Linked DNA regions of Homo sapiens: regions 1 and 3 are each linked to region 2. Evidence: chromatin loops called from intact Hi-C (ENCODE). Cell type or tissue: ascending aorta. All regions are shown on one strand. Links, peaks and the distances in the headings refer to the core of each region. The heading gives the core; the rest is flanking DNA. Region 1 overlaps ACP6 (acid phosphatase 6, lysophosphatidic). Region 2 overlaps LINC00624 (long intergenic non-protein coding RNA 624). Region 3 overlaps BCL9 (BCL9 transcription coactivator).

Region 1 (10,831 bases), core at 1,637-9,636, 150 kb after region 2:
AGATATGGAAGGAAAACATGCTGATCCTCAGGTCAAAGGTGAAAGTTTGAGTCCTGCCTCTGCCTCTCCCTGGATATTTGACTTTGATCTCTTTGAGCTGGCTGCTTCACATTTGGATGTCATAGGCTTTTTGTGAAACTGTTATCGGACAACATGTGTGTATGCCTAGTATGAGTTATCAGAGCATTTTTGAGAGATGCCTTAGGCTGTAATGCAAAAAGATATGAAATGGCTGCTCTGGTAAATTAGAAAGCTCACAAGATACACCAGCTGGGCAGTAAGAGGGTTCTAGCTGAAGCAGAAAATCATGATTCTTCTTTCAGAAGGGACACCCAGGGACCCCTCTTGCTGCCCTCCTGGGCACTGAAAGGTAGCACAGAAAAGCCATAGAGAAAGAAGCACCACAGTGGAAATTCCATGATGGGATGGTGGTGGCCACAGCAGGAAGGCATTTTCAAGAGCTACTGGAGTCCCCAGGCCCAGCCAGCCCAAGGTGGGGATAACAGCAACACTTTAATAAGGTTACACTGGGGTCACCAGATTCTCAAGCACTTCTCTCCTCCTGCTTTTAAAGTTCAGAATCATCTAATTAGAGGACCAAACTCCATCCCTGACCACATGAAAAGCAAAATGAGGCCTGACTCTGACTCAAACTGTTCACAGAGAATGAAGGATGCTGTGGAATCCTAGAACTTCAGATTCTCATGGTAGGCAGGGACTGGCCCGTGTGTGACCCTCTACAATACTTTGCCTAATGCCAGTGTAAGCTTATAAAAGAACCCTCTAAGGTAGCCCAATTCATCCATGGTCAGCTCTGATTATTTCAAAGGTTTTCCTTATGTTGATCTCAAGTCTATACATCCCTGCAACTTACACAATACTGTTCTGCGTGTGGTCCTCAGTGCCCACATAAATCAAATATTTGATATGCCCTCTGTCTCTTTGATCCCTTCCTCTTGATGGTCTTTCTCCAATTGACAAGCTTGTCTAGCTCTGCTACCAAGTCTGGCTCTCAGATCTGAGAACAGTTCCCTGGCTGTGCTCTGAACTGTGCAGGATGGAACATCACTTCCTTCATTCCAGTACCAGGATAGCCATTGCACATTTAGGATTTTGAGGAACACATCATACTATGGATTCACACTGAACAAATCCCTCACTAAAACCCCTCTTCAGTTGTGGGCAACTGATTTTGAGGCCCCAAGATCAGAACTCTGCATTTGTCTCCATTAAGTTCCATCTTAAAATATTTGGCCTAGGATCTAAAACTGATATCAGCACAAACATATCTAAGACATCTATCATTTATTCATTCATTCAATTAGTCATCCAGTAAGTGATTTTCCCCAGTTGTATGTCTTCAGTAAATGTGGCCAGTCTGCACCCTGTATCTTTACTCAGTTGTATTTTATGCAAATCTTTGAAAAAAACGTGTCCAACAGGGCAAAGGCCTATCATACAACATGGAACACTTCCCTGAAGAACAGCTGACCACTGAATTAGTTTCTTTATTAATTCAGCAAATTCATTCAGTAAGTACAAATTGAGTCCCTACTACATGCCAGGTTATGATCTACAGATAGCATCCAGCATGTTCACTGCATACAGCAGTGAACCAACCAGACAAGGTTCCTGCTTTTTGCAGAGAAGGTTACAAGGGATAATAAACACTTAAAAACAAATAATCGCTAATATTGTTTAGCTTGCCTATGTGCCAGCCATTGTTCTAAATGCTTTATGTGTTTATTCCTCACAAAGCCTTATGAGGTAAATACTCTTCTTGTTCCCATTTTATAGATTAAAATGCAGAGAAGTTGTCACTTGCTCAAGGTCATATGGATCCTAAAGGATGGAGCATCAACCTGGGTAGTCTATCTGTAGAGCCTGTGTGTTTAACCACTGGGCTTCTACTGTGTCTCTGTAGAAATAAACACTCAATTAAATATATATGTATATACATATATTCCCATGTGAGAGAGGGTGATATTTAAGCTGAGATCTAAAATGACAAGAGGCAGCCAACTCCTTGAGATCTAGCGGGAGAGCAAAAGGGAGTGTGGTGGAGGATGAGGCTGGAGAGGTGGGCAGGGGGCCTATTCCATGAGGCCTTGTATACCAGGGATTGGGGCTCCAGTAATTTAACCAGTGGTGAACATGCCTAGTTGCTTCAGTATCCAGCCCATACATACCCATCTTGTCCACAAATATACTGCGAACAATTTCCTTTCCTGATCCCCATACATGATCAAAGGACATTCCCTTTATACTCCAAACCATTACCTTCCAGTCTTCACCATCAGTGTGGCACAGAAAAATACACTGGTTTTTGCTTTTGTTTTTGTTTTTTTGAGACAGAGTCTTGCTCTGTCACCCAGGCTAGAGTGCAGTGGCACGAACACGGGCCACCACAGCCTTGACTTCCCACGCCCAAGTGATCCTCCCACCTCAGCCTCATGAGTAGCTGAGACTACAGGCACTTGCCACCACGTAAAGCTGAATTTTAAATTTTTTGTAGAGATGAGGTTTTGCCATGTTGCTCAGGCTAGCCTCGAACCCCTGGGCTCAAGCGATCCTCTGACCTCAGCCTCTCAGAGTGCTAGGATTACAGGTGTGAGCCACCTGGCCAAGATGTACAATCGCAGTTCAGAATCCATTAAATCTCCATGGTGCTATATGACCTTGGCCAAGCCACAGGCTCTCTGATCTTCAGTTTCCAGGGATATTTCCCCATTGTTCCATAATGTTACCTTACTCCTAGAACTGAACCCCTGAGGTATTCAGCATTTTGGAATTTTTGACCTAGAGAACAACCATTCCTTCAACCTTTCCCCTTCCTGATCTCTTCCATTCTTCTCTGTGCAAGGCCCAGGTAAGCTGTGCCTACCTTTATGCAGCTGGCTTCAGTTACTAACAGCTCCAGGGACTGCTCTCTCATCTCCCAAAAGCCCTGCTGGTTTGACCCCATCAAGTTCTACTTACCCAAGTGTTATACAACCCTCCCCTTAATTACACACTCAATCAGTTCCTCCCAAGCTCAGCAATTTGTGGTCTCTGGGCATCCCCCAGCTGCTTTTCCGGAGGTAGCTCCCAGGCTGGGTCCTGGCAAGCCTCTGAAGCACTGCTTGGGTTTTTAAGGCCATGGTACCCAGAGTTGAAAGCCTTGCTGTTATTTCACACTCTATTTCCTTCCAAATTAATTCTCTGATGAATACTGTCCTTTGCAGTGATTCAGTGCAGGCCATTTCCTTACATCTTTCCCCTACCTTTGAGACTTTTAATCTCTCTCAAATCCAGATTTTCCTTTGTGAAAGGCTTGCCTCAGAGAAAAATGCCCTGCTTTCCTACCAATATAAACAGCTCTACCAACACTGGCCCCAGCCTCCCGGCACACTCCCTTTACTGCTTGACTTAGCTATTCCTTTGATTTCAAAGCACACATACTTGCCTTCTCTAAAAATCTCTGTACAACACAGAGCAACTCAAACTTCTTGGCTTACAGTAAGCTGCTGGACCCTAGTTTCCTTAAGCCCCAAATACAAGAAGATGCAGGTTCAAAACTTGTATCTGAGGAGGTAGCACCTTCCATACCCTTTCACATGGTTATTTTGCTTACATCCCCCTCCCCTAACCCCAGCAGATAGTATCACCATCCTTCCATGTGGATAAACAGAAACTCTGCCATGCTAAAGGAGTTGCCCAAGGTCACAGGGCCCAGGAAAGTGGTAAAACTGGAATCCAAATCCCTGGCTCTTATCTCCAAGGTAGGTGCTTCTTTCAGCATCCTTCATGTGGCTTAAACACCCCTGAAACAGCCTAGTCTTCAGCCACCAAGATCTTACCACCCAGGGGCAAGCCATCTAGGTCCGCAGGCACCCACTGCCCACAGCCCTGAGGAATGCTCCGGAGGAGCCACAAAGAGGCTCCTCTGGCATAGCAGGAGCAATGGCTTATATTTGTATAACACTTTTCATATTAGGAAGTGCTTTCCATACCTAATCTATGTCATTCCTAGGATAATTCCATGAGGGAGATGCTATATTAGAGTCCCATTGCACAAATAAAGATATACAGGCTTATCAACAGGAAATTAATGGACTTGCCCAAAGTCACACAGGTAGTAGGTACAGGGCAGGACTTGAACTCAGAGCACATGACTCCAAGATCAGTGGTCTCTTGAGTTCTCAGACATGGTGACTGTGGGCCACTGCCCCCCTCCCAATTTCTTCAGGAAAAGGTACATTTTATTTAAAGGCCAAACGGAGAGCGGAATCCTGAGAAGACCAGCTTTTTACTGGGGAAAGTGTTTTTCAGTTCTCCCCAGCCAGCCTTAGACAGGGGTCAGGTTTCTAGAGGCTGGCAGGGTGGACTGGGAAGGGCCGGGCTGCAAAGTCCCCTTGGCCACTAGAGGGCAGGGTCTGAAGAGAGCACACAGCCATCTCCCCGGGGAATTCCCCACCCAGCAGAAGAGACTCATCGCTGCCTAGCAGCCCCAGGACACGCTCTAGCCCAAAGCCGAAGAATGATCCCTTCCTGGCATGTTGTAGACAGGGTAGGTGCCCTTAGCCCACCCCTCCCCCCACAGCCCGCCCAGCCTCCTCTGCAGGTAGATGGCGGTGCCCTAGAGGATTCCAGCTGAGGAAAAGGGGTGCCAGGTGCCACTGACAAAGACCTGAGTTTCCTACAATGAAAATAAACAGGTCAGCACTCCAGGTCCCGGTGCTTCGAGGACTAGGGGAGGGTGGGACGGGAACTCTCTCCTCCTCCCTCTTCAGTTGGGCCCTTCAGGGTTTCTGTCCCCTTGCTGCAGTTTTTAACGATCCACGTGGAACTAACTGTTACAGGGGAATAGGCACATGGCAGTGAAGGGTCTTGTCTAATGACAGTCCTTCATCCCAGGGCCTGCCAGAGCCAAGAGCTCTGTAAGATAAGCCACGAGGCCCTCGGGAAGAGCTATCAGGGGAGCCGCAGATGAAGTCGGCCTTCCCTGGCAAGCCTGGCTCTCCTCCGTCCTGGGAAGCCTTTCACTTTGCCATACACGGGTGAGAGCCTCCTGTGGGAATTCTTTAAACCTCAACAGCACTCTGAGGCCCCTTAGAGAAAGGAGTCAAGGCAGGGACAGGTTAGGAATTTATGAAGAGCTTTTCACACCCTATTTTCCATCCTCAGGACAAATCATCAGGTAGATAAACATTAACTTCCCCGCTTTATAGTTGGGAAAATGGAAGCTCAGAGAAATTAAGTGACATGCCCACAGTCACACAACTGGTGAGTGAGGGAGCCAGGGTTCTGTACAAATCTCCTGCACACACAGGCACAGTGCCCCGGGAAGGGCAGGCGGAGGCGGGGCGCTGCCTGCAGAGGAGCATCCCCAAAGGCTCCCTTGGCTTGCGAAACCTACCACAGTTAAGAATCTCGTGGGAAGTGAGATGAAAGAGAAAAGGGAAAATAAGAATACTTGAAGGCACTTATACGTTTCCTTAATTGATTCTCACAACAACCCTAATTAGTACGTATCATTATGCCCATTTTTACATGAGAGGAAAAACAGGCTCAGAAACACCCGTCCAAGCGTTGCAAGGAAATAAATACGCTGTCAGAATTTGAACCCAGCGAAAGCCTTGGTGTTTTCCTTTACTCCATGCTTCCCCCTGGTGGTGAGTGGAAGGAGAGTGCATAGAAGCCACCTGGGTGCCAACAGAAGAGTTAAGTCAGCGTTCTGAACTCATTTATTCATTCGGTAAATCTTTGCTGAGGTCCACTTTGTACAGTCTCTGCACTTGGTTCTAGAAATACAATAAAAGACAAGACAAACAACCTTCTATTGAAGGACAAACAGAAACACGGGAGGCCTAGAGATAATTGGATTACACAGGAAAAGGGAGTGTGGGTCAGGGGTCAGGTGATGGAAAAATGTGTGCCAAGGTAAAGAGGCCAGAGGAGTGCGATTTCCTTTTTTTTTAAACATACTATAGGTCTGGCTAGGGAGATATGTGAGGGGTGAAGCTGGAGAGGTATGCAGGGGCCAGGTCTCAGGGGGTGATGGAAAGCAAGTGAGGGTATGGCCCATTAGGAAGCCACTGTGGTAACCTAGGAGGGTGGCCTTGGGCCCCGGAGAGAAGTGACAGAGGGGATATGTCATTCAAATGTCCAAGTGTCTGAGCACTGGCATGCACTAGGCACTATTCCAGGTGCTGGGGACACATCAGTGAACAAGAGGAAATCTGCCTTCATGGAGCTTCCATTTTAGTCAGGGAAATAAGCATATAGATACACAAATATGTAATATCCGGCACTGATAAATATCACAGGGCGGGGGAAAGACAAGACAAGTGTATTCATTTGCTAGGGCCTGCCGTAGCAAAGTATCACAGACTAGGTGGCTTAAACAACAGAAATTTATTTCCTCACAGTGCTAGAGGCTAGAAGTCCAAGATCGTGGTGTCAGCAGCATTGGTTTCTTCTGAGGCCTCTCTCCTTGACTTGCAGATAGTCATCTTCCCTCTGTGTCTGTGTCCTCATTTCCTCTTCTTATAAGGATTCCAGTCATATTGGATTACAGCCTACCCATATGACCTCATTTACTTTACCTCTTAAAAGGCCCTATCTCCAAATACATTACACCTGAGGTACATTCAGTCCTCAACATCATTGATAGGTTCTTGGAAACTGTAGCTTTAAGTAAAACAACATATTAGAGAACCAACTGTTTTGCTCATCAGTGTTACAAGGCAACGATGTTGAACAAAACACAATGTTATTCAAGGACCTGCTATATGTCCTTTCACTGAAAGCCGACATTTCCAAGAGCCTATTGATAGCATCAAGTGAGGACTTACTGTACTAGGGGTTAAGATGTCAACATATGGATTTAGGGGGGACACAATTCAGCCCATGACAGAAGGTGGCAGAGTATACCTAAGGCAGGAGGTAGAAGGAGGGCAAGGAGGGCCTCTCTGAGATGACAATGAGCTGAGATCTGAATGAAAAGAGGGAGCTAGCCACGCAAATGTCTAGGAGAGCATTCCAGGCACAGGAACAACAGGTGCTCACCCCGAGGTGAGGACATGGCTCAGGACTACTTGGCATACTCCATCTTCAACGATAGTAAGAATGGGATGGGATGATGGGAAAAAGGGAGATGTTAGTCAAAATGTACAAAGTTTCAGTTAAACAGTAGAAATAAGTTTTTGTGATCTAGTGCACAGCATGGTGACCATAGTTCATAACAGTATACTGTTGTCTTAGTCCATTTTGTGTTGCTATAACAGAATACCACAGATGGGGTAATTTGTAATGAACAGAAATTTATTATCTCACAGTTCTGGAAGCTGAGAAGTCCAAGATCAAGGCACCAGAAGGTTAGGGCCTGGTCTCTCTGCTTCAAAGATGGTGCCTGTTGCTGCATCCTCCAGAGAGGAGGAACACTTTGTCATCATATGGCAGAAAAGCAAAAGAGAAGGAACCCATTCCTGCAAGCCCTTTTTATAATGGCATTAATCCATTAAACATCCCCATTAGGCTCCACCTCCCAGTAACATTGTACTGGGCACTAAGTGTCAACATCAAATTTAGAGAAGACAAAAGCACTCAAACCACAGCGACTGTACACCTGAAAACTACTAAAGAGTATATCTGAAACATTTTCACCACAAGAAAGTGATGAGTAGATGAAGTGATGAATATGTTAATTAGCTTGATTTAATCATTCCCTCATGCATACATATATCAAAACATCACATTGTACTCCATAAATATACGCAATTATTATCTGTCAACTAAAAAGAAAGTAAAAAGTTTTTATTACAAAAAAGAAGAAGAATGGTAAGATGGCGAGTATGGCTGGGGTGCAGTGAGATGTCATAGGACCGTGAGGGCATTATGACTGGCCCTTAGTTTGAGATGAGAAACCAATGGGGAATTTAGAGCAGAAGAGTGGCACGATCTTACTTTGTTTTAAAAGCAACACTGTGTTGAGAATAGATGGGCAGAGAAGGGAAGGGCAGAAACAGGAAGACTAGTTACGAGGCCTTTACAATAATCCAGGTAAAAGATGACACTGGGACTAAGACAGTAGCAATGGAAGTATTGGGACATGGTCAATTCTGGATATAGTTTGAAGAGAGATACAACAGGAGTTACTGATGTAGTAGAGGTAGGATATGAGAAAAAGAGGGGAGTCAAGGGCAGTTCTAAAGTTCTTGGCCAAAGCAACAGGGTGAATGGTGGTGTCATTTACCTAGATGGGAAAGCCTGTGGAAGGAGTAAGTTTGAAAAGGCACGGAAATTGAGAGTTTATTGTGGACAATGGGAAGTTTGATACCTATTGTATATCTTAAACATCCAAATAGAGACATTGATTAGACTGTTGGAAATGAGACTGGGATTCACAGGGAAAGGTCTAGGTTGAAGGTATAAATTTAGGAGACATTGTGTAAATATTTAAAACTGGAAATTCTTTTTTTTTTTTTGAGATGTTATTTCTCTCTTGTTGCCCAGGCTGGAGTGCAATGGCACGATCTTGGCTCAGCACAACCTCTGCCTCCTAGGTTGAAGTGATTCTCCTGCCTCAGCCTCCCAAGTAGCTGGGATTACAGGCACATTGTACTCCATAAATAGACACATACAGCCTTCCGAGTAGCTGGGATTACATCACATTGTACTCCATAAATATAATAATTTTATAAAATTATAATAATTTTATAAAAATATAATAATTTTTGTATTTTTAGTAGAGGCAGGTTTAGTGGAGACAGGGTTTTGCCATGTTGGCCAGGCTGGTCTCGAACTCCTGGCCTCAGGTGATCTGCCTGCCTTGGCCTCCCAAAGTGCTGGGATTACAGGCGTGAGCCACCGCGCCCGGCCTCAAACTGGAAATTCTTGAGATCACCTAGTGGGTGAGTGTAGGGGAAAAGGTGGAAAAAAGGTCCAAGGAGTAAGCCCTGGGACACCCCAACACTTACGGATTAGAAAAAGGTAGATTCAGCAGGAACAAAGTCGAGAAATTGGAGGAAAACCAAGAAAGCATTTGTCGAAGCCAGTGAAGGAAATAGTCTAGGAATACTGATGAGAAGCTTAGTAAGAAGAATGAAAACTGGCTATTGGATTCACCACACAAAGGCTATTGATGATTTTGACAAGAGCAGTTTCCATGGAGTGGTGGGGGTGAATACTTAATTGTAGCTGGTTCATGAGAGAACTGGAAGGGAAGAATTAGAGGTAGCAACTCTTTTGAGGAGTTCTGCTATGAAGGGGAGAAGGAAAAGAGAACAGCAGTTCAAAGATGCAGAGAAAAAAGTTTAAGAGATTTTACAGCATATTTGTATTGCTAATAGAATAATTGGTCAGGAAAAAAATTGACAATCCAGAAAAAAGACACTAGGAGTCAATGTAAAGCTAGAGGGTTGGGCTTTGATAGGAATAGTGTTGGTTCATTCTTAGTAAGAGGGAGGAAGGAAGGCTATAAAAGCACCAATGCAACTGGGTTAGCAGATTTGGTGGTTGGGTGTTGGGGGATGTGGAAGTTTTCTTCTGATCTCTTTTAGATTCTTAGTAAAATAGGAAATACAGTAACCAGCAGACTGAGGATGGGAAGGGGATGCTGAAGATTGAGGATAAAGATATGTGAATAGATTAAAGAAATAAACAGGTAGTATTGATAAAACTTAACTGATTAGACATAGGAAAATGTGAGACAAAGAAAACAAAGACAGATTTCTGATTTGGCAACTGGGTGGAGAGTGGAGGTGTCTTTCATTCAGATAGGGAAGTGTGTGGGAGAAGCAGGTCTGGGAGGAGGGGGGTTTGATTCTAACATGGAAAGTTTTGTGCCAGTGAAATCCAAGTGGATAAAAGTGTCTGAAGCTCAGAAGAGAAACCTGAGCTTGAGATATCTCAGCTCCCTGATCTGGAAGTTGTCAATATTAAGATAGTAGGAAGTGGAGAGGCTTTTGTGGTTGCTGTTTTCTCTGAGAGGTAAAGGGACTGGTGGTTTGAAATCAGAGAAGGGTTGAAATAGATTCTGGAGAAGAACAGCAACATTGACAAGGAGATAGGGGGATCATCAGGTACTCTTAGGGGGCACAGTTAAAGGTGGAGCTCTTATGTTGAGTAGTTCCAGCCTTACCATTGCAGAGCCCTGGGGCCCACATTTGTTTCTGGAACTAAAACCACCAGGGGCCCAGTGTCCTTCCTGCTTCTTCCTGCTGAGCCTCCACATCAGGGTTCCATCTCACCACCCAGCAACGTTCCCTGACCTTGAAGCCTATCCTTTATCTAAACGCAACACGCTTTCATCCTTGCTTTCCTGGTTAACTCCTACCCACCTTTCTCTACTCAGATCAGGCCAGGACTTTTTCAGAAGCCTTCCTTGACTGTTCCCCACATCCCCTGCCATGTGAGCAGGAAGTTTCTTCTCTATACCCAAATAGCCCCTCAAATACCTATTACAGCATAAAACATACAGCACTGTATCACTGATTTACTCGGCTGCCTCTCCCACTGGACTGCAACAACTTGAGGGCAGAGTGTTTTCACCTTTATAATGATCACTACTTAGTAGGTAGCTCAATACATGTGAAATTAATATAGGAGAAAAGAACTAAAGTCCAAAACCGACACAATTCTACAGGGTCATGATGTCCCCAGCCCGTGTCACACAAAGATGCTTCTAACCTTAGAAACCAACTCACAAAATAGAGAAATATCCTTTTGGTCTCAATATTATACCCCTTTTCCGTTCAGGAAGAAATCTTAGTAAACCCACAGAAAGGAAATATCCTTACATTATATTAAAGTACATTACCCCTTGCTCTCTCCTCTTCCCAAACACACA
Region 2 (10,831 bases), core at 1,247-9,246:
TGATCCACCCGCCTTGGCCTCCCAAAGTACTGGGATTACAAGCGTGAGCCATCGCACCCGGCCAGATTCTTTAAAGTCTGACATTTCTATTCTTCTGTCACGTGGTTGTGATAGTCGTTCTCCCAGCGCTTTTACTTTCTTGACCTAGTGCAAAACCTTCATTCACAGGACACTCTAGGATATTATTTAGACTTCACTTGGCAGAAATATAATAATAGACGCAAACTCAGGCACTAAAACTGGGTGACCATATTCAGTTTTTAAGATAATTATCTATAACCCAGAAAATTTTTATATTATTTTCAGAAATTATTATAAAAGTGGAACCAATAATGGGAAAATAGAGATGAGGAGCTGCTGAAATGTCCATAATGATCTTTGCAGAGAGTGTGGATTGGCAGCCTCTGTTTTTTTGCACAGGGATGAAGAGAAACAGCTCAGCCGAAGTCTCCAGCACTCCCTTTTCTCCTCTACAGTTCTCCACCCACCCACCGGCCCAAAACACACAGGAAAGAAAACTGTCAGGTATATTTTTACATTCCTCACACCAGTGTGTTTCTTCCATTTGAAGCTGTAAGGCTTTTTAATCTATTATTGTAGAAGAAAGGCTTTTCCTCTCATTAAAGGGAATTCAAGTTCAGACTCCCTGGACTGATAGAGGATTCTGGATTTGGGGCTGGAGAAGATATATACTGTGATTTTCTCCTTAGAATTTAAGCTATAGTTCGGGATAAAATCTAAGCTAATGCTAATCTAATCTGAACTCTAACCTCCACTTGCAGGTGTAGGGAGTGTGATCTGCCACAAGACACCCCAAGTTCCTTTTTCACAGTGCCCTGTCCCCCGTACCAGAGTTGTCTCCAGCCTTGTGCTTTCTCCCTGCTTGCCTCTCCTGTTTCCTCTAGGGGCCCCCCCTTAGTCCTCCTCACCCTTCACCCTTCCTGCCCAAGGAGGAAGAAATTCCTCTAGGACCATGCTTCTGTGGAACTGGGAAGTGGTGGGCTGGCATGAAAAAGAAATGAAAGGCACCTCATCTAAAGAGAAGCTCAACTCCTAAGAAATAACATGCTTGCTTTTTGTCTTTCAACTCTTGGATGATAATAAACACACTAGGACGTTGAAGATTACAAAACACAGAACGTGGTCTCCAGGTCCACACTGATGATCTTTAACTACAAAAAAAATAGTGGGCAACTCTGGTTCAGCTAAATGGGAATATGTCTTAATGGTTTTCTCTGGATAGTAACCTCTTTCATTTACCTGCATTTCCTAATCTGAAAATCTCTAAGAGGTCAATATTCCACTGAAGTCAGGCATGGAAGGATCCTTGCCTCTTCTTCAAGAAAAAAGAAGGAAAGATAAATAAAACTGCACTCTGGGACTAAGAGCATGCAACTCAGATACTTGATACAAGGCATGCTCCGAATTCCTTTCTGTATAGTAGTGTTCACAGTTTTTTCTTCTCATTTTTACTTTTTAATTTCTTAACTTTTTTCTCAGTTGTTCAACAAACGTTTATTAAGCCCCTTTCATGTGATGGGCTCCCTGCTAAGTGTTTCCGGATTTAAAGAAGAAAAAGATTGGTGCCTGCCTTCGAAGGACTTTCAGTCTAGAGACAGACACTATACTATAAACTATAAATAGCCAAGTTAACAAATAATTTGCAATACATAATCATTCCTTAACTTGTTCAGAGCTGGTATGCCCATCTACATTTCCTTTATTTTTTATTTTCTGTTATAATCTCCACAGAGCAAGGCTCACCCTGGCCTGCCCAGGTTCTGCAGAGCTTGCTTACAATCTTTCAGAGAAGAGCATTCAGCATAGCTGCTTTTGATAATGAAGATATGGAGCTTTATATAATGACAACTGATCCATCTATAGATTGCAAGCTCTTTGTGCAGGCCTGTGTCTAATTGTCCATTTTGTATAGCAGCTAATCCACTGGGAAAATACCTTAAGTGTTTAAAAAAAAAAAAATGTGTAGCAATATTCCCCTGCTGCCACCTGGTGCTTTATTTACACTAAGTTACACTCTGAATTCTAGGTAAGGCAGCTTAAAATCATTTACCACACTCAACTATAAAATGAAATCCCAGCCCCTCAATACACACGCAAGCACATACAAATACATACTGATCACACATACATACACTCCTTCATTCCTTCCATCTCTGCTAGCCCAGAGCAGACATTTCTTCATGTTTTGAAGAAATGCTACTATGATAGCCAGAATTGAATCTTGAGAACTATGTTCAGTTAAGACTAGAGAATAGGACTAAGATAGTGTAATTGAAAAAACTTTCTGCTAGGCCGGGTGCGGTGGCTCACACCTATAATCCCAGCACTTTGGGAGGTCAAAGCAGGTGGATCACCTGAGGTCAGGAGTTCGACACCAGCCTGGCCAACATGGTGAAACCCCATCTCTACTAAAAATACAAAAATTAGCTGAGCATGGTGGCATGCACCTGTAATCCTAACTACCCGGGAGGCTGAGGCACAAGACTCCCTTGAACCCGGGATGTGGAGGTTGCAGTGAGCCAAGATCGCACCACTGCACTACAGCCTTGGAGACAGAGTGAGACCCTCTCATAAAACAAACAAACAAACAAACAAACAAAATATAACTTTCTTCTTTCTTCTGGATGACAAAATTGTGTGCTATACTGACGAGCCTGTGTAAAGAGTTAATGAAGCAGGCCGGGATCATCAGCTGTCAGTTAATTCATCATGAAATATTTTTGAAGACCCATAATTCAAAGCTCTGGAGAATCAGTGGTGAGCAAGAAGAATACCTTCTATGCTCAAAAGGAAGTTATATTCTAGTGTGGAGAGTGCTGTTAAGCTCCTAAACAAATTTTTAAAAATCAGGCAGGAGTAAGGGATAAAAAATACATAAAATATGGGGCTATGACTCAGGCGCTGCTTCCGTTAGTGGGGGCAGGGATGGCCCCTCAGAGGAGGTCACATTTGGGACTCGAGGCAATATTGATCATGAGGAAGACAGCTGTGTTAAAATCTAAAGGAAGAGCATTTCAGGCAAAAAAATGACAGCACAGGCCCCACGAAGAGAAAGACTTTGGTATCTTCAGGGAAGGCGGGAAGGCCGGGGTGGCCAGAGCAATGTGAGATGAAGGAGGGGTGGGTGGAGAAAGACTGGCTGGTGAGCGTGGGAGGGTTGGAGCAGGAGTGCCAATAGATTAGGGATTTGATTTGGTTCTGTAAGCAAAGGCAAAACCACTAGAGGGATTTAAGTAAGGGGGCAACACAATCTGTGCTGCTCTTCTGAATAATCACTCTGAAGGATGAATTCCAGGGGGAAGAGTAGAAGTCCAAGACCTGTTAAGAGGCTATGGCTGGCTGGGCGTGGTGGCTCACGCCTGTAATCCTAACACTTTGGGAGGCCGAGGCAGGCGGTTCACAAGGTCAGGAGTTCTAGACCAGCCTGGAAAACATGGTGAAACCCCGTCTCTACTAAAAATACAAAAATTAGCTGGGCGTGGTGGCACACACCTGTAATCCCAGCTACTCAGGAGGCTGAGGCAGGAGAATCACTTGAACCCGGGAGGCAGAAGTTGCAGTGAGCCAAGATCGCACCACTGTACTCCAGCCTAGGTGACAGAATGAGACTAGGTCTCAAAAAAAAAAAAAAAAAAAAAAAAGAGGCTATGGCTGTCATGTCATCCAGGTGGAAAGAGAGTAAGGTGTTACAGTAGCAGACAGTAGAGATGGAAGAAATTGTCAGCTTTGAGATATATTTTATAGGTAGAGCGAAGGGGTTTTTGGAAGACCTAGACATGGGGATATAACTGAAAGAAGAAAAGTAAATAGGGCTCCTAGAGCAACTAGGTAGATAGTGGTACCATTCACTAAGGTGGGAAAGGCCAGGGTTGGGGAATAGACCTAGGAGGAATGGGGAATAAATAGCTCTATTTGGCCATGTTAAGTTTGAAATAGCTGTTAGATTTCCAAATGGAGCAGACAGGTAGATACTAAGTCTGGATCTCAGGGAAGAGGCCCAGGTCATATGTGTAAGAATTGTCAGCATGTAGGTGGCTCCTAAGGCCATGCTTGTTCACCTTACTCTACCTTAAGCTCTAGATAATATCTTTTCCTAACCCCTCTGTCCCAGCTTCACTGAAAGGCATGTTCCCATCAGCAAAAATCTCAAAGACTGAATGGAATGGTAAAACTCTGCCATTCTAAAGAATCAGCTCCATGCACATGCATAAGACAGAGTTGCAAGGCCTCTTCCACCAAACCCCTCATTTACCCATGATAAGTTTGGGGTGCAGAGAGGTGAGAGACCCAGTGGTGTCAATGCCTAGCATTACCAGGGCTTAAACCCGATGTGCTGGTCCACAACACAGCATCCCTTCAGCAATCCTGTTGCCGCCAAGATGGCCTGATTATATTAGGGCTGTGGGATATGAACAAAGTCAGGTACATGCACATACCATGACTAAATTTAAAATTACAATTTTAATCTATGGGGAGGGTTCATTCTTTATCATTCAAAGGTGAGTGAGAGTCCTAGGCATGGTATAGAACAAACAGAAAGCAAAGTTTTAAAAATAATAATCCCTCTGAGGACCAATGAGGCTCACGTCTATCTCCAGGGCTCCTCTGAGCCCTGCTTGTCTTTAATTCATGGTCAGTGAATGTGAACAGGCATTGAGGCCCCAGGTGCCCTGGCAGTCTGCATCAACGCTTTGTGAATAACTGCCCTGGAAAGGTTAGGTACCACTTGGTTCCTGCAAAGCACCACTAGAGGGCTGCAGACACTAGCAGTGGCTGGTACAGACAGCCACTGAAACCGAATTTGAGAACCGCGCCATCGCCTAGTGGTCCAACCCTCCCTGTAGGTTGAGGAAATTAGAGCCTCAGAAATATTAAGTGGCTCTCCCAAGGCCTCCCGGCTGGTTAGTGACAAAGTCACAATTCCACCACAGTTCCTCTGATGCAAAATTCAGTGTGATATAATGGAAAGTATATGGGTTTTAGAGCCAAGAATCCCATTTTGCTGTGTCTTATCTTGGGTGCTCAGTGAAACTTCCTAACTTCTCTGAACTTCAGCATCTTGATCTGTTTTATGGGTGATGAGTGCTTCTGCCGTGCCATGTGTTCTGTTGGTACACTGTCATAGTTGAGGGGCCCGGCACTTAGTGAACACTCAGCCAATGCTGTGGCCTTCACCTCTTTCTGCTGAGGCCAGGTTCTTCTCTAAGATGGCTCAACCTCAAGAAGCAACTTTCAGGAATGAACTCAAATGATGCAGTCTGGTTACAATACTTTGCTGCATGTTGGAGTACACATAAAGAGAACTATATTGCTTTAAAAGACACAACAAATAAATACAACCATAGGAGGTACATATAGCTTTAGTTGAACAAGGAGGCATGGAAAGGAAAGGGGCTTCCTTGCTCTGTCCTAAGGTTTAGATTCCCAGCATGTCCTTTCATGCACCCCCATTCAGTGGATATTTGTTGAGTGCCCATTGAAGGAGGGACCTGGGCATTTGGGGAGGACACACACGAATCCTACCCTCAGCAAGAAACAACAATTTCATGCCAGGCTTTTCCCTGTAACTTTATTTATCTTACCTCTTGGATTCTCACGATAGTCACGCCAGTGATTATTAGTCCTTAAGGATTCATCAACAGTCCCTCATGATTTTAGAGATGAGAAAATTGAGTCTCCGAAAAGTTAAATAACTTGTCCAAGGTCTTTCAGAAAATACGGAGAAGCTCTGGAGTTTAAGCCCAGCTCTGCCTGAGCTTTCACAGCACTGCCTGTGCCCTATTCCTGGAGGTGTAAGGATTGAGGACGTGGGAAGTGCTGCAACAGGAAGGCTGCTGGGAATTCTGAGCAGCGGCCCCTAACTGAGGGGATCCAAGATGGCTTCAGGGGAAGCTCACACTGGCCTGGGGAGGTGGGAAGAAGAAATTCCTGCCACAACTGTATATGGTAAATCAGATGCATCAAAACATGGTGTGTTTGGTGGATGAAGGAGAACACACACACACACACACACACACACACACACAGAGTTAGGGCTGGTTGAATTCCATAAAAGAATTCTTCCTGAAAGGAAGTACAGTCAAAAGCTGAAGTAAAAAATCTAAAGTTAGATTTGTAACACCAGTATACCTCACTACCAGCTTGCCCAGAAAATTAATTTCATGTTCCACTGTTCTATTAAAAAACTCTGACTGAAATGTCTTCACAAGGTAAACAATAGGAAAGGGTCCAGGAACTTCCTAAAGCATTTAACACAGCCAAAGGCTGACCTGACCTAATTGGTGGGAAGTAGGAGGGAGGCCAGGGAATCCCAGCTCCCTTCCGCCTACCCAAGGCCTGGCACACTGCCACTTAGAAATACTAACTAGCCCAGTGGCCACGTTCAGCAACTGCAGGGCCGCCCCATCTGGCCCCTTGAGGTGCTGCCCACCAGCATGTTTGTCATTGTGAGCATCTTCTGAACATGAATGTCCAGATGCTCTTCCAAAGCAGTTCTAGAAATAGCCAGGCGCCTGAATAAAGCCTGACACAGGAAACATCTTTCCATCCAGGACAAAGCACACTCCTCCAGGGAAAGGAGAGAGGAAGTCATAATTAGAATCATTCATTCATCCAACAGAACTGAGCCTCCAGCAAAGAGCCAAATGTAATTTTTGACTCTGACTGCACATTGGAATCACCTGGGAACTTTTAAAAATACCAATGCCGCAGCTCCACCCTAAAACAATTAAGTAAGAATATCTGGGAGTGCAGCCCAGGCCTTTGTATTTTTTAAAAGCTCTCTGGATGATTCTTATGTAGTTGAGAACTACTGCATTAAATATTATATACAACAAAAAACAGAGTCACTGACCAGGCCTCAAGGAGCTCACAGTTTCACAGAGCCCTACAGTTTGCAATATGTTTATTCCTGCCAGTGACCTTGGTTGATAGTCACAACCAGTCTGGGAGGTTGTTGTTATTGCCTGTTTTGCAGATGAGGCAGCTAAGCCTCAGAGAGAGTATACAGCTGCCCAATATTACACAGCAGGTAGGCAGCAAGTGAGCACAAGAACCAGGTTTTCTAATTCCATGACTCCTGCTCTCACATCACAGACCAACATGTAGAGGAATCGGACCGAGGAGAGGCTCAAAGCACTTCATAACTGCAGCATGGCAAGAGTCAAGAGCCAAAGGAATAAATCGAGGAGAGTCTTAGGTGGACCTACCTGCCCTAACTAATGTCCACCAACCAGCTGATGTCCATTAGTGTTCCTAAAACTGTGCCTGCGTTGATCAACTACTTATTTAACTCTTCTCATTAAGAATTTTCTAGGCAACAGAACCTTGTGGATAGAATTTTAAGCAGACACTTAAAAGATCACCTTGCCAGGCTCCACAATTGGCCTTCGGATATGCTAACAACCCCTAAGAAGAATACAATTTATTGCATAAATTCTGATACTGTGAACAGTAAGTACTTAGTACAGTGTCTCAACTGATTTGTTGGCCATTAATTAATGGTCAGTAGGTGTTAGAGGGAGAGCCCATGTTAGTAAAAAGGAAAAGGGAAACAGGTGCAGCATGTGGCTAAGCAGTGGGCCAGAACGCAGAGGCTTTGAAATCTAATTCCCTTCTGGGTGGCTGTTTAGCCTTATGTAAACCCTTGCCTCTTTAGGTTACATATACAGTTTTGCCTAACCCGAAGTGGGCTGTACATTCCCATGGCCTCAGAGATATTTAGTCTAGTTTCCCAAGTGCTGGTCCTTTGGGAAGCAGGAATTACTCTTCTCAAACAGATTTTCTACCCCTGCCCTTTCCCCTTCAGCAACTGTGATCTGGCTCTTCTCTGTCTCTCTTCTAACCCCTTTTCTTCCTCACTCCTGGTGTTTGTCAAAGGGCAGTTTCCCTGTTCACCACTTGGAAATCACCAATAAAATGCAACCCTTCCATTTTGCAGATGAAGAGACTGACATCCAAAGAGAGACCCTGGCCAAAGCCACCTAGACAGTGACAGAGCTAGGACCAGCCCAGCCTCCTGGTCCCACCCCAGTACTCTGTCAGGACAGAAACAACCAGGACCATAAAGCATTTGTGAGTGTAGGTTCCATTCCCAATGCTAACTAGAGCAACTCACAGTTACTAGACTCAGCTTAGTGGCCTTTGGATATGGGTCCAACTGTGGGAAAAATCACGATGAAAGGAAATGTAGTCTGATAACCCCTTGCCTCTTTCAGGTCAAGATGAAAGTACTTAGATGGGTTAGTAATGTATGTTACTAACACCTCAGTATATGCAAAATCCATATCTGTTTTTTAAAAGAGGATCCACCGGGAGAAGAACCCAAAGAAGTAAGTCTCTAATAACAGCATTTATGGTCTGTGATATCTGGATTCAGTTGACCTTCTTGGTTCCTTCCATAACAGTAGTAAGGATAGTAATAATAATACCCTACCTACCATTTACTGAGTGCCCAATATATTCCAGTGGCTCTGAAACAGGCTTCATGTATCATTTAATGCTCATGTGAAGCAGGTCTTATTTTCTCCTTATACAGTTGAGGAAAGTGAAACTCAGAGTGGGTAATAACATGCCCACGTTTCCACAGTTTGTAAGCACCTGAGCCAGGGTCAAGTCTGGGTCTTTATACCACATACATAAACCCCTCCTCAGAGGACCTCAGTCCTAAACAAACATCGAGAAATTTTGGACATGGCAAAGGCCACACATAGATACAAGGATGCATAAGAGAGAGAAATATCAGTCCTCAAAGGCTGAGCATTCTGCAGTTGGCTTTGAACTGGTTGCCCACCCATCCCCTGGACCATTCATCTTCCCCTCAGTCATGGACCCTGGAGGCTGTGAGGGAAGCAAGCAGCTTGAGCACTGTCTGGTCCAACACTGGAGGGAAGCCTGATGGCTGTGACATTCATCAACTGGTTAATTTCAGAAAGGCATCCATTTGCACCAGCTGCTTAAAAAGCTCCTGGCCCTCAGGAGACACTCAACCAATCACAAAGCAAAGGCAGGGAGTGTTTCTGGTAACCACATTCAATTGGGTGTCTGTCTGCTGCTTGATGGGTTGTATAATTTCAGCAAAGCAAAGGACAGTGGAGAATAGAGTTAAAATGAATGATCTTATTTCTTTTAAATTATTATTCTTATATTTATGACTCACATTTGTCCTTAATGCACAAGTGCCCTATTAACCTATCATGATGATGATGGTCATGATGAAAATGACTGCTGTTGCTCTTTACACGGCGAGAGATGCTTGGCTGTCTCTGACAAATTCTCCCTAGGTGGCTGCATCTTGTGTGTGTGTTTGGAGGGAGAGGTGAGGGAAAGTCACCACAGGTCCAGGGTCTCCTCCTGAACTCAGTCAGTTCAAGTTAAAGTCTCAAGTAAGAAATGTCTTATAAAAATGATTGGTAAACCAGAAGGCAAACACATTCACATAGACAAGGAGAGATTTCCCACCACTTCCCAGAGTTGGTGTTGAGGAATGGGGCACTTCCTCCTAGTTGTCAGTTCCCCTCATGAGAGCAAACGCTCTATGATCACAGATTTGAAATAAAGTGCATGGGATGTTCTTAAGAAACCATTTCTCCTCGTTGGGGTGAAGATGAATGAAGAGAAAAGCAGTATGATTATTTCAATCAATGCATAAAATGGATATGACAAAATACTGCTCCCTCTTATGATAAAAACTCACAGCACACTAGGAATACAAGGGAATGTCCTCACTCTGATAATAAGTATCCACAAACAAATTAAAACTAATCATATTAAGTGGAAAAACACTGAACGTTATCATTTCTATTCAACATTGTACTGGTCTGTGCCATATACTGTTAATGTCAGAAAAATAATTAAAATGCATTGCAATTGGAAAGGAAAAAATAAAATAGTAATTATTTGCAGTGACATGATTGTGTGTGTTGACCCTTCACAGCCTCACTCTATAGTTAATTCTTATCGGGACCTCTCAATGTGGCAAACACTGGACAACAATGATCTCACTTGGTCCTGCACTGGTTATCTCTTTCATTTTACTAGTGGTGAAGGAGAAGCCTAGAGAGGGCAGTACCCTCATTCAACTCCAGGTTTGTCTACCTACAAAGCTGAAGCTCTCAACTGCCCCCTTTGTCCCATCTCTGTAGGTTTAGAGCTACTTAAAGAGTTAGCACTGTGTGTCTATACTCAAAAGTACCTTCTCCCTCTGTAGTATTGAGCACTTCTAATTTTTGCTTACTCATTCCTTTTATAGTCTCTATGTAATCCACCAGTCTGGCTGCATTTGAGAGTTTATATGTTTGTTTTAAACTCAATGGTTTATTAAAGTTAAGAATGAAGACTCAGTCCAGAAAAATAAAATATATATACACGTATATATATATACGTGTACATATATACACACGTATATATATATACGTGTACATATATGCACACGTATATATACGTATATATACACGTATATAAATACACACATACACACACAATAGTAGAAAGAAGTTGGGGATTATGGTAACAGGGCAGGTAGGTAGGAGAGGACAGAACATAAATCTGAAGATGCTACATTCACTCATTCAACAATAAATAAGTGTGAAACATTTACTGTGTGCCAGCTACTGAATGCTTAGAACTGACAATAAAAAGATGAGGTCTCAGCCTTAGCGCCATCTTCTTGGAAACCTCTGTGCCATGAGAGCCAAGTGGAGGAAGAAGTGAATGTGCAGGCTGAAGCGCAAAAGAAAGATGAGGCAAAGGTTCAAGTAAATCACTAGTCTGTGCACCAGTGGAGGCCGCAGGAGTAGAAACATGGAATGGC
Region 3 (10,831 bases), core at 1,317-9,316, 130 kb after region 2:
TCACAGATCAGCTACAATTTAGGAGGATTTTCTTCCTGGGAGAGATTCTTGCTGATGATGATGGTTTTGTGAGTGGGACTAGAGGTGGTCAGTGGAAGTAGTGCCAAGGTGTAAATACTAGGTTGGTGCTGTCTCCACCTGAGAAAGACTAGAATCAGAGCAAGATAGAAGATTTATCCTACCAGCCTAAAGTGCCTCTCTGTAGGGTAGCAGTTCACTGAAGCAGTACAGTGGAACAGCCCCCTCAGACCTTCTTGGTTCAAACATCTTGGTTGTGGAAATTAATCAAGAATGCGTGTAGGGTGATGTCGTTAGTACCTGGGATCATATCACTAGTCTGGCTTCATAGCATACTAATACCTGAGTCGAATTCTAAACTGTGATTGGCAAGGGAAAGAGATCCACTTATTTCACATTCTATTCAGTGAAATGGTTGTCTGTAAACCATATTTTCCCCAAGCTTGAACTAATATTTCTAACACATTCCTGGTGTGTTTGTCTTCACATCTGCTGATCGGTCATGTCACCTCCATATCACACCACAGTCTCCCTCTGCACTCACACAGAGCTTGACTAGAAGATTGATGATTTGTGTCTGGGATCTAATAACACTGTCCTGTTCATCTGTCTCATTCCTGGCCTTGCTAGTTCATAATCATAGGGCCCAATACCCTTCAAAAGGAATCTAATTCCCTGCCCGTTTTGTTTTATTTTGCTTCCTTTTAGGTGGCCCCCCACCTCCTACAGCCAGCCAGCCTGCCTCTGTGAATATCCCTGGAAGTCTTCCCTCTAGTACACCTTATACCATGCCTCCAGAGCCAACCCTTTCCCAGAACCCACTCTCTATTATGATGTCTCGAATGTCCAAGTTTGCAATGCCCAGTTCCACCCCGTTATACCATGATGCTATCAAGACTGTGGCCAGCTCAGATGACGACTCCCCTCCAGCTCGTTCTCCCAACTTGCCATCAATGAATAATATGCCAGGTAAGAAATCAGAAAGGCAGGTTGTGGAGTGAGTGCTAGACCAAAGAGAAACCTCTTGAAGCGTTTTCTCAATGGCTATACACCTGAATAGGTGGAAGTTCAACAAGTAGAAAAAATCTTCCATCTAAGGTAGTTTCAGTAGAATGAAAGTGTCTTGACTAGAGGAAGATAATTTCTTATTAGCTTGATTCCTTATTTGTTTGTAAGAAAGCAGGTTTCTTTATAGTTCTGATGCTTCTGTGTACCTGGATGGTTTTGAGGGTTTGTTGTTTTTGTTTTTCTCTTTGGGTCCTCATGTAGCAATATAGAGAGTAGTTTCTAACAGGCTGATTGGAATGTCTTTAGTCCTCAAGTTTTTTTTTCTGGAAGAGCAGCCTCAAACCACAAGCAGCCACAGGATTTCAGACAGTGGAAAGCCCCTGTTTCCTAGACAAGCCTTTTTTTTTTTAGGACTAGGGAGATAATAAAATCCTTCCCTTCCCTACACATTCGGTACACCTTCATTCCTATACCCACCCCTCACCTCGACTCCTGCCACCTGACTAACAGAAAATGATCAGGATGGTGAAAGCAATCAGCAAAGAGACCATGACTTTTCAGCCATGAGTTTCTGGTTCCAGTTCTATTCTGATTGTTACAAATGCTCTTTATTTATCAGTAACTCTAATTAACTGGGTTAGTACATGTACCAGGAACAGCATAAGCCCCCTGCCACACTCGGTGGTAATTCCAACAGAGACACCAAATACTTCAATGTCCCAGGGACTGTATTAGAATATGTTACTTTCCTTTTCTATTAAAAGTTATTTCTTGAACATTTCGTGGAATCTCGAGTTTTAAATGCTTTCTCTATAAGGCACTTATAAAATAATGCCAAATGCCAATTGAAAAATTACCTGTTTAGTTTCTTTGTTATGATTCCTGATCATTGGGATTGTAGTACTGATTTCTCCAAAAGGACCGTACTTGAGTCATTCAGGCAAATTGTTTTCTTCTGTATTAAATATCTCCAATGAGGAAGGCGAAACTCATTTGTGTGCTAATTTATAACTTTTCACACATGACAATTTCTCCCTTGCTATCTTCTACACACAGTTTAAGACTCAATAATATATTGTCCTGTAGAGCTCTTGGTTTGTATGTCCCCAGATGTATTATGATCTTATTGATGGCAGGGATTGTGTGTTGTATGTTTTCCCAGCATTATACTATGCACATTGGATGCACAATAGTTTTTTTGTTAATTTATTATAGTTTTTCTGAGTTGATTTTTGGTTAAGTTGATTCCTTTGATATCTTTATTTTTCTAGGAATGGGCATTAATACACAGAATCCTCGAATTTCAGGTCCAAACCCCGTGGTTCCGATGCCAACCCTCAGCCCAATGGGAATGACCCAGCCACTTTCTCACTCCAATCAGATGCCCTCTCCAAATGCCGTGGGACCCAACATACCTCCTCATGGGGTCCCAATGGGGCCTGGCTTGATGTCACACAATCCTATCATGGGGCATGGGTCCCAGGAGCCACCGATGGTACCTCAAGGACGGATGGGCTTCCCCCAGGGCTTCCCTCCAGTACAGTCTCCCCCACAGCAGGTTCCATTCCCTCACAATGGCCCCAGTGGGGGGCAGGGCAGCTTCCCAGGAGGGATGGGTTTCCCAGGAGAAGGCCCCCTTGGCCGCCCCAGCAACCTGCCCCAAAGTTCAGCAGATGCAGCACTTTGCAAGCCTGGAGGCCCCGGGGGTCCTGACTCCTTCACTGTCCTGGGGAACAGCATGCCTTCGGTGTTTACAGACCCAGATCTGCAGGAGGTCATCCGACCTGGAGCCACCGGAATACCTGAGTTTGATCTATCCCGCATTATTCCATCTGAGAAGCCCAGCCAGACGCTGCAATATTTCCCTCGAGGGGAAGTTCCAGGCCGTAAACAGCCCCAGGGTCCTGGACCTGGGTTTTCACACATGCAGGGGATGATGGGCGAACAAGCCCCCAGAATGGGACTAGCATTACCTGGCATGGGAGGTCCAGGGCCAGTGGGAACTCCGGACATCCCTCTTGGTACAGCTCCATCCATGCCAGGCCACAACCCCATGAGACCACCAGCCTTTCTCCAACAAGGCATGATGGGACCTCACCATCGGATGATGTCACCAGCACAATCTACAATGCCCGGCCAGCCCACCCTGATGAGCAATCCAGCTGCTGCCGTGGGCATGATTCCTGGCAAGGATCGGGGGCCTGCCGGGCTCTACACCCACCCTGGGCCTGTGGGCTCTCCAGGCATGATGATGTCCATGCAGGGCATGATGGGACCCCAACAGAACATCATGATCCCCCCACAGATGAGGCCCCGGGGCATGGCTGCTGACGTGGGCATGGGTGGATTTAGCCAAGGACCTGGCAACCCAGGAAACATGATGTTTTAAGCTGCTAAGATGGGATGTGCCGATCCTTGTCAAGATGAGATTCCAGGTCCTGAGAGCTGCTTTGAGGGAGTTCCAGGAGTACTTACTATTGGTCATGCAATAGGAGAACAGAGACCCGAGGGCTGCTTTGGGGGAGGGGGGAACTCGAGAATGTATGGATTTACCTGAAAACAAATTATTCATTTAATCAACAGGTGTGTTTTTTTTAAGATTTATTTTTTAAAAATTATTTTTGTGGACTTGGGTATCAATGATGGCACCTACTTTTGGGAATCTGTAGCTGTGCTTTGAGAATTGCCATCGGTCATGTGTTGCACCGTTCTCTGTATGTTTACGTCCTTTGGACTGGCTTCTCCCAGGATTCTTTTCTGTTTTTGTTTTTTTGATTTGGGCTTTATTTTTTTCTGTGTACTGTACTATATTGTAAAAGGGATTTTAGCAGAGACTTTAGTCTTTGGGGCAAGAGGAGAACAGGAATGCTGGGCTGTTTACTTTAGGTGGAGAATCCATCTTCAGACCTTTGGACTATTTTCTTTCAACTGCAGTGTATAGAAAAACCAAACTACGACCTCAGAGCAGAGTATTAATGAAAAGCACAAAAAAAGGAACTAAGTTCAGCGAGGGGTGGGGGGAGGGGGGAGATTTTTCTTTTGAAAAATAATGACTCTTAGGACATTTGTTTTTCAGTTCAAGTGCTCTTCAGCACTGTCTTGTCTCCCAATATACCAACCCACTGGCACATTTTTCTCTTGTTTTCTCTCTCCGATTTTGCTCTGTCTCCTCAGTTAAGTGTTTCCTTCCTTTGTGCCCCCCGCTGGTGACCCTCTGCTTCCCTCTCTCTTTCCCTTTGGCAGCTGCAATACACAGTGTTATTTTGGGGAAATAAATCTAGCAAAGCCTCGCCTTCCATGCCGAGCGTCCTCTTGGCTCTGAGAGGGAAAGGTCTGTCCTTGGGATGCTCTCTGGTCTTTTTTCCCCCTAAGTCTTTCTCTTTCCCATCATACCCTTCCCTGCCCACCTTGTTTTCTGTTCTCCTTTTATTAGGAATTCCCAAGTGAATTTTATTAATGTGGGAGTGGAACAGATGCTAAAAGCTATCCAGGATTTTGTTTCTGTTTGTTTTAAATTTTGTGGTTCCTTCCCTTTCCTCCCCCTCCCATGCGTAAGACGTTCTGTGTAACCTCCATTAAATTTGGTACAAAACCACTCGCCAGAGCTGTGGTGTCAGAAAAATAAAATATATTGTTTCTTACAAAATTGAACTGCCTTTTTTGTTCATTTGGATTCCTGATTGTTTAGTATTGGGCATACCGGTTGCCATGTGACCCAGAAGCGTAGACTCTTTGTATTGGAGTTGATCAGTAAGGTGATGGTTAGGGAAACCACATAAAAGTACCTTCTCAAAGCATATTCCATGCTGTTAAGGAATAACTACTCATGTAGGTTTATTCTGTACTGTTCCTATCTCAGTCATGAAATCCTAGTTATAAGCAGAAGAGCAACCCTGGTCCCATTGCTGAACTTTACCTTTAGGGCAATTAATGGTCTTTATTAGGAATGTTTGTGAGAGCCAGTTTAGTGGTATGAAGTAATTAAGAAGGCCAAAGGTTGTATGTTTAGTTATTTGAATAAGCTATGAGATGTCCCTTGGTCTTGTTAAGGTAGAATATTATTACTATACCTGCAAATTATGGGTTTCCACAGTCCGTGGGTTTCTGTGGTCCTTTCTGGCTCCCCACCTCCCCCTTACCCCATCACCTCTGCTAACGCTGCTCAGTCTTTGTGCACAGTTCACTTCTCACCACACACATCTTCAGCAGATCAGTGTGTATCCTGCAAGGTATGTGCTAATGGACTTGCTGTTGTGCTTCTGTGCAGTTAATTCTGTTCTGGTGTGTGTATTTCTTTGAGTTGTAGGTGTTTTTAGCTCAGTGAGTGGGCGTCTGTGTGCGTGTTTGTTCTTAGGTGAGAGAATCTAAGCGAGGAGCGGCAGGTGCAGAGTCATCTGCAAACAAACTTGTACAAATTGGGCTCTGCTGGTGTTTCACAGTCTGAGCTTTTCTCTCCGACAATTGTTTTGGAGAGCCATTTTCTCTTCCTTTTCAGCAGCCCTGTCTTCTCAGTAACACAAGTGCCCCAGACAACAAAAAATGTGGAGATGAACATTTGAGTACCTACTCTACCAGTCGCCTCCCTGCACTTTATCTTGCTGATTTTTAAGGGGCCCTGTGAAGTGAGTGGTAATGATCTCATTTGCAGATGAGAAAACTTGAGCTCACAAGTTTAAGAATTCTGATTCAATCTGATGTATTCTGTTGGTGCTGGGTAGTGAAACTTTCATGTTGTAGAGAAATTAGGATAGTAAAATGAAGATTTTGTTTCACGAACTTAGCCATGTTTCTGGGTTCTCTGGCTTTAAAGTATATAGATGAGAACAGACTAACAGCCAAGCATGGGCAGCACAAGATGAGAACCTGAAGGAAGGGTCCCACCTGGCATTTGTCTACTGGTCTGGCTTCTTGGGTTGCTCCCCTCCTTGCTGTACCCAACAGTGTTGCAGTCACTAATGGTGTGTGGTCCTGTTGTTACTCTCACAGGCAGGGAGTCAAGGCATAAAAGGTACCCACATAGGAGAGCAGGTACTCACTTAGAGGGCTAGCAAGAGACCGGTGGGTCTGGCTGCTGTGGGCAGCTGGATGTGTGGCACTCCTCTCGCAGCCCCCTGCTGGAGAACTTGGGGCAGTGCAGATCAACTTCCCCACCTGAGTTTTTAAAATACCCCATCATACAACTTCATTCACTTTATCAGCACATGCCATTTCATCACGATAATGTCTGACAAGCCAAATTTAGGGTCTAAATACAACAATTTATCATTTACTAAGATTGTTATAAAATAAAATTACCTTTAGAGAGACTGGATGCTAGTGCATGGAGAACTGATGCAAGATTTTTTAAAAATCAGTGGAAGAGTGATGAAAGATGTTTCATATTAACATATTCCTGTGAAAGCCCAGCCAATCTTCTCTCTTTCCTCTCCTGAAGTTTGGGACTGAATGGAGAAAATGCAGTAGTGACTTGTTCACTTCAGGGGAAAGTGGTGGAGTGTGTGTGGCTCATAGCATTTGTTAAGGACTAACTAGAAGTATGTAGCATTTTCCCTGAAACAATGTAAAATAAAATAATTTACTTTAGAAACGATTCTGCACTTATACATGAAAACAGACATAATTATAGGGGTCTTATGAAGGAGGCGGCATGAGAAAATAAATTGAAAACAATTTTACATATTTAAAGCTACTCCTTAAAAAATGGATCCAACATTTCTCCCAGCCTCCCTGCGCTCTATACTTCTTGATATTATCATCACAACGCAACTGTGGTCATCTGTGCCACCTGTGCAGTTGGACAGGACTCCGGCTTGGTTTAATGCTCCGCTGTCACTGTTTGGAGTTCTTAATTATTGAATAGGGGCTCCACATTTCCATTTCGCCCTGGGTCCCACAGATTGCTTAGCCAGGCTGTTGTAAACAGAAATCACAACAGCTCCACAGAGGTGCTGGGACCTCAGTCTCCATATTTATTCTTTCTCCTTAACTAGTGGCCAGGAGCACCTCAGGCAGGGTACTTGCTGTGTTCCGCTTAAACTGTCTACACTTCAGTCATTTCCTTTTCCTTTTCTGAGTAATTTCAGGGTGCTGAAAGGAGAGGGAAGTTGCATTTTAACCCGAGGACTCATTATTTAGCAAATATTTATAGAGCACCTACTGTGTATCAAGAACTGTGCAAAGGCTGGGATGTGGAAACAGGTGTGTAAACCAGTTATTGCGATGTAATATGATGATTGCTACAGTGAAGGTGTGGACAGGGCGCAATGGGCCAGAAAGGAAAATTCAATGAATCCTCAAAGGAAAGGTGATTTTTTGAACTGACTCTTAAAGGAGAGAGCATTCCTGGAGGATGGTGGTGAGCACTGAAGCAGAGGAAATGGGAACAGCAAGGGCTTGCTGATGGGATGGCCTCTTTAAGGGAGGAAGAAGTAAAGAAGTAAGAAATAAGCCTAGGCCGGGCGCGGTGGCTCACGCCTGTAATCCCAGCACTTTGGGAGGCCGAGGTGGGCGGATCATGAGGTCAGGAGATCGAGACCATCCTGGCTAACATAGTGAAACCCCATCTCTACTAAAAATACAAAAAATTAGCCAGGCGTAGTGGCGGGCGCCTGTAGTCCCAGCTACTCGGGAGGCTGAGGCAGGAGAATGGCGTGAACCTGGGAGGCGGAGCTTGCAGTGAGCCGAGATCGCGCCACTGCACTCCAGCCTGGGCGACAGAGCGAGACTCCGTCTCAAAAAAAAAGAAAAGAAATAAGCCTAGAGAGAGAGTGGATCACAGAGAGCCCAGTGTGGCCCACTAAAGAGTTTGAACTTCAAAGTTTTAAGCAAAGGATCAGGTGATCAGATTGTGGAAGATAGCCTGGGGGCGGGGTGAGAGAACCACAGGAAGATCACTTGCAAAAATTTGCTTATTCTACAAAATCCTCAGACTCATCTCTTTTGCTTGAAATAACATTAAATTGTATCATATTTCCCATGCTGTTTAGGCAACTTGAGCCTCACTGCCACTTTCTTTTCTCTAACTCAGACCTGTAATTTTTTTCAAAGTCACAAACCCTTACATTTAAGAAAAGTCATGGAATCCTAATTTGGTGGTAAGATTTTAATAACACATTTAAAGCAATAAGTATATAAAGCACAAAACCAGTGGGTGGCCAAACATTTCCTATTGGAGGGAGCTAAATCATAAAAATAATGTTAAAAGGAAGGTATGCTATAAGGATTGTAATAAAAGTTGTCTCTATTTAACATGGCTTCTTATTTGGGTTACTGTTAAACAGACACGAATCTATTTTCTGCCTATAGGTGACCCCACTTCAGCTGTTAACTTTCTGTCTCAGTGCTTAATTGTGCTTGGTAATCAATACTGTCAGAGGAAGACGGTGAGTGTATGTATGACCATAGAAAGAGAAAATAAACAGAAGAACCAGAAATTATTTCCTCACACATAGTTAAAGCATGGGAAAATTCAGTTATTTCACCAAACACGAAAGAAACCAGATTTCTCTTGCAAAATACCTGCTTAGTGTCCACGAACAATTATGTGGGTACCCTGGGGTTCCAAAGAACAGGTTAAAGAGACCCAGCCCTAGGAAACTGCATGTCTTCACCGGGGCCAGCTGGGCGTGTTGCTGTGTGGCTCTGGGCGGCTGGGTTTCTCATACCTCAGCACCTGCACCTAGACCAGCAACTCCCTCTCATGAGGGGCTGACCCGCAGCTCTGTGCTAGCCACACTCTTCCATTCTCCAGAGGCTGGAGCCAGGGTCAAGGGCAGAAACAGCTTACAAATCTCAGTTATATCCAGTGTCCAATTAATTAGTGTTGAGGGTGAATTTAGTTTTCAATAATCTTTTTGTTTTCTACAGCCGAAGTTCTCTTTATTAAAGACCCCAGGAGCTCATGTTTGTTTCTCATCTTTACCAAGCTTCCAGGAGCTTTCATTTTCCTCACTTCCCACATAGAAGCTCAACAGCTACCCCATGAGCTGTTTTCCCTGGAGACTCCTGCCCATCCCCATGAATCAATCTGTGATCTAAGGCCACGCTTTTGGCGGTGCTTTACGGGCTCTGGAGTACTGGCTTCTGGCTGCTCGGTTCTCAGCGTCAAATGAAGACAAGGGCTGCGTCTGGCACCTTGCTAGAAACTGAGTCATTGTTATTGGGTTCAGTCAAAATGTATTTGATTACAGGGGATGGTGGATTACTGTGATTTATTTTGTTCTCCAAACTGCAGAAGATCTCCTGGGCTTTGGTAAAATTCTCTAGGATAGCTGTGAGTAGTCGAGCTATTGAAAACTTTTATACACACATATACACATACAGATTTACTTATACACATGTATATGTACCTTAATATATGAAAGTATGTAAATAATTAAATGCCAGTTTTGAAATGTCAACACTGCAATGAAGAGTAGTTTGCTTTTTCCTTGTCAATGAGGCTGGAAAAGCCCTAGAATTTTCTTCATTCCTGTTATGCTTGCTACCTGCAAGTCCTTTAAAATAAAATCATCATTATTTAAAAGTGTGATAATACCAATGAGGAAATACAAGGATCACTTCCATACAAAGGAAGAACCAGGCCCAGGAGAGAAATTATCTGACAGGCACCTCAAACTTAACATGTCTTAAACTTAACCTCTGAATTTCTCTCACATCTTATCTCCACACCCCACTTCCCCATCACAGTAAATGACATTATATCCATCCCCTAGTTTTCATATCAGACACCTGGGACTCATTCCTAATTCTTTACTCCTCATGTAAAACCATCAGCAAATCCTTTCATGCCAATTTCCAAAACATATCTTAAATCCATGCACTTTTCTTCATCACTCTAGATGAAGTTACTATCTTTCACCTCATTTATTACGTGTTTGTTTGTTTTTTAACCAGTATTTTCACTCTAGCTCTTCAGTCTATTCTCCACAATATAAACAAAGTAACCTTAAAAAGTATGAATTGGCTGGACACTGTGGCTCACGCCTGTAATCCCTGCACTTTGGGAGGCCGAGGTGGGTGGGTCACAAGGTCAAGAGATCGAGACCATCCTGGCCAACATGGTGAAACCCCGTCTCTACTAAAAATACAAAAATTAGCGGGGCTTGGTGGCACACACCGGCAGTCCCAGCTACTCAGGAGGCTAAGGCAGGAGAATCGCTTGAACCCAGGAGGCGGAGGCTGCAGTGAGCTGAGATCGTGCCACTGCACTCCAGCCTGGGCGACAGAGTGAGACTCTGTCTTAAAACAACAACAACAACAACAAAAAAAACAGTATGAATCACACCACTTTCTTCCTTAAGACCCTTTCATGGCTTCCTAATGTAATTAGTATGAAACCCAAGATTTTTGGCAGGACTGCCAGGCCCCAGCGCCTCTCCAGTTTTGCTTCATGCCCTTCCCCCACCCACTGTGCTCCAGCCGAACCATGCTAATTTCAGTATCTCCAGCGTGCCAAGGCCTTCTTGCCACAGGACCTTACCCACACCAGTTCTTTGGCCTGGCATACTTGACTCCAGGCTTTCCCAATGGCTGGCTTCTCCATGCCCCTCAGGTCTCAGCTTATTTGTCATCTCCTCAGAGAGGTCTTCTCTGAGTACCCTGTCAAATACCTACCTATGCCCAACACACACACACACACACACACACACACACCATCATTTTGTATCACGACTCTGTTTGTATCCTTCATAGCAATTATGTATTTTATCTTGCCCACTGTGTGAAGTCAGGAGCCAAATTTTTCTTGCTCATCACTTGTTCACCAGCATCTGGCATAGTGTCTGCACTCTATCAAAGATCAGTA

Evidence for each region. A loop is a pair of places that touch in the nucleus more often than their neighbours do. Peaks named below come from ENCODE experiments on the same cell type or tissue, not always from the same donor. Only the 100,000 strongest peaks of a DNase experiment are listed, where the experiment ranks them.
Region 1: a loop joins it to region 2, with 6 times the contacts of the local background. A loop is called at or near these places in 76 of 110 quality-filtered maps.
Region 3: it touches region 2 in a loop (10-fold over the local background); 98 of 110 quality-filtered maps call a loop at or near these places.

What each region holds. Positions count from the first base shown.
Region 1 is chr1:147,636,527-147,647,357 of GRCh38, forward strand. It overlaps ACP6 (acid phosphatase 6, lysophosphatidic), which reads right to left. Exons shown (of 10, transcript NM_016361.5): 10 at 5,704-10,831. Among named protein-coding and RNA genes, the nearest start is that of ACP6, 29 kb to the right of the region's middle. RefSeq lists an enhancer at 4,828-5,329. In ascending aorta, for the core only: CTCF peaks have their summits at 4,409 (motif pointing right) and 5,648 (motif pointing left); DNase peaks (open chromatin) are centred at 4,440 and 5,640; H3K4me3 peaks cover 414 bases.
Region 2 is chr1:147,490,396-147,501,226 of GRCh38, forward strand. All of the region lies in intron 3 of LINC00624 (long intergenic non-protein coding RNA 624), which reads right to left. Among named protein-coding and RNA genes, the nearest start is that of LINC00624, 22 kb to the right of the region's middle. RefSeq lists a silencer at 4,668-4,857. In ascending aorta, for the core only: CTCF peaks have their summits at 4,775 (motif pointing right) and 6,412; DNase peaks (open chromatin) are centred at 4,796 and 6,366; H3K27ac peaks cover 853 bases.
Region 3 is chr1:147,621,545-147,632,375 of GRCh38, forward strand. BCL9 (BCL9 transcription coactivator) reads left to right here. Exons shown (of 10, transcript NM_004326.4): 9 at 727-987; 10 at 2,298-4,672. The coding sequence ends at 3,415. It also overlaps a transcript of ACP6 not described here. Among named protein-coding and RNA genes, the nearest start is that of ACP6, 44 kb to the right of the region's middle. In ascending aorta, for the core only: a CTCF peak has its summit at 6,148 (motif pointing left); a DNase peak (open chromatin) is centred at 6,117.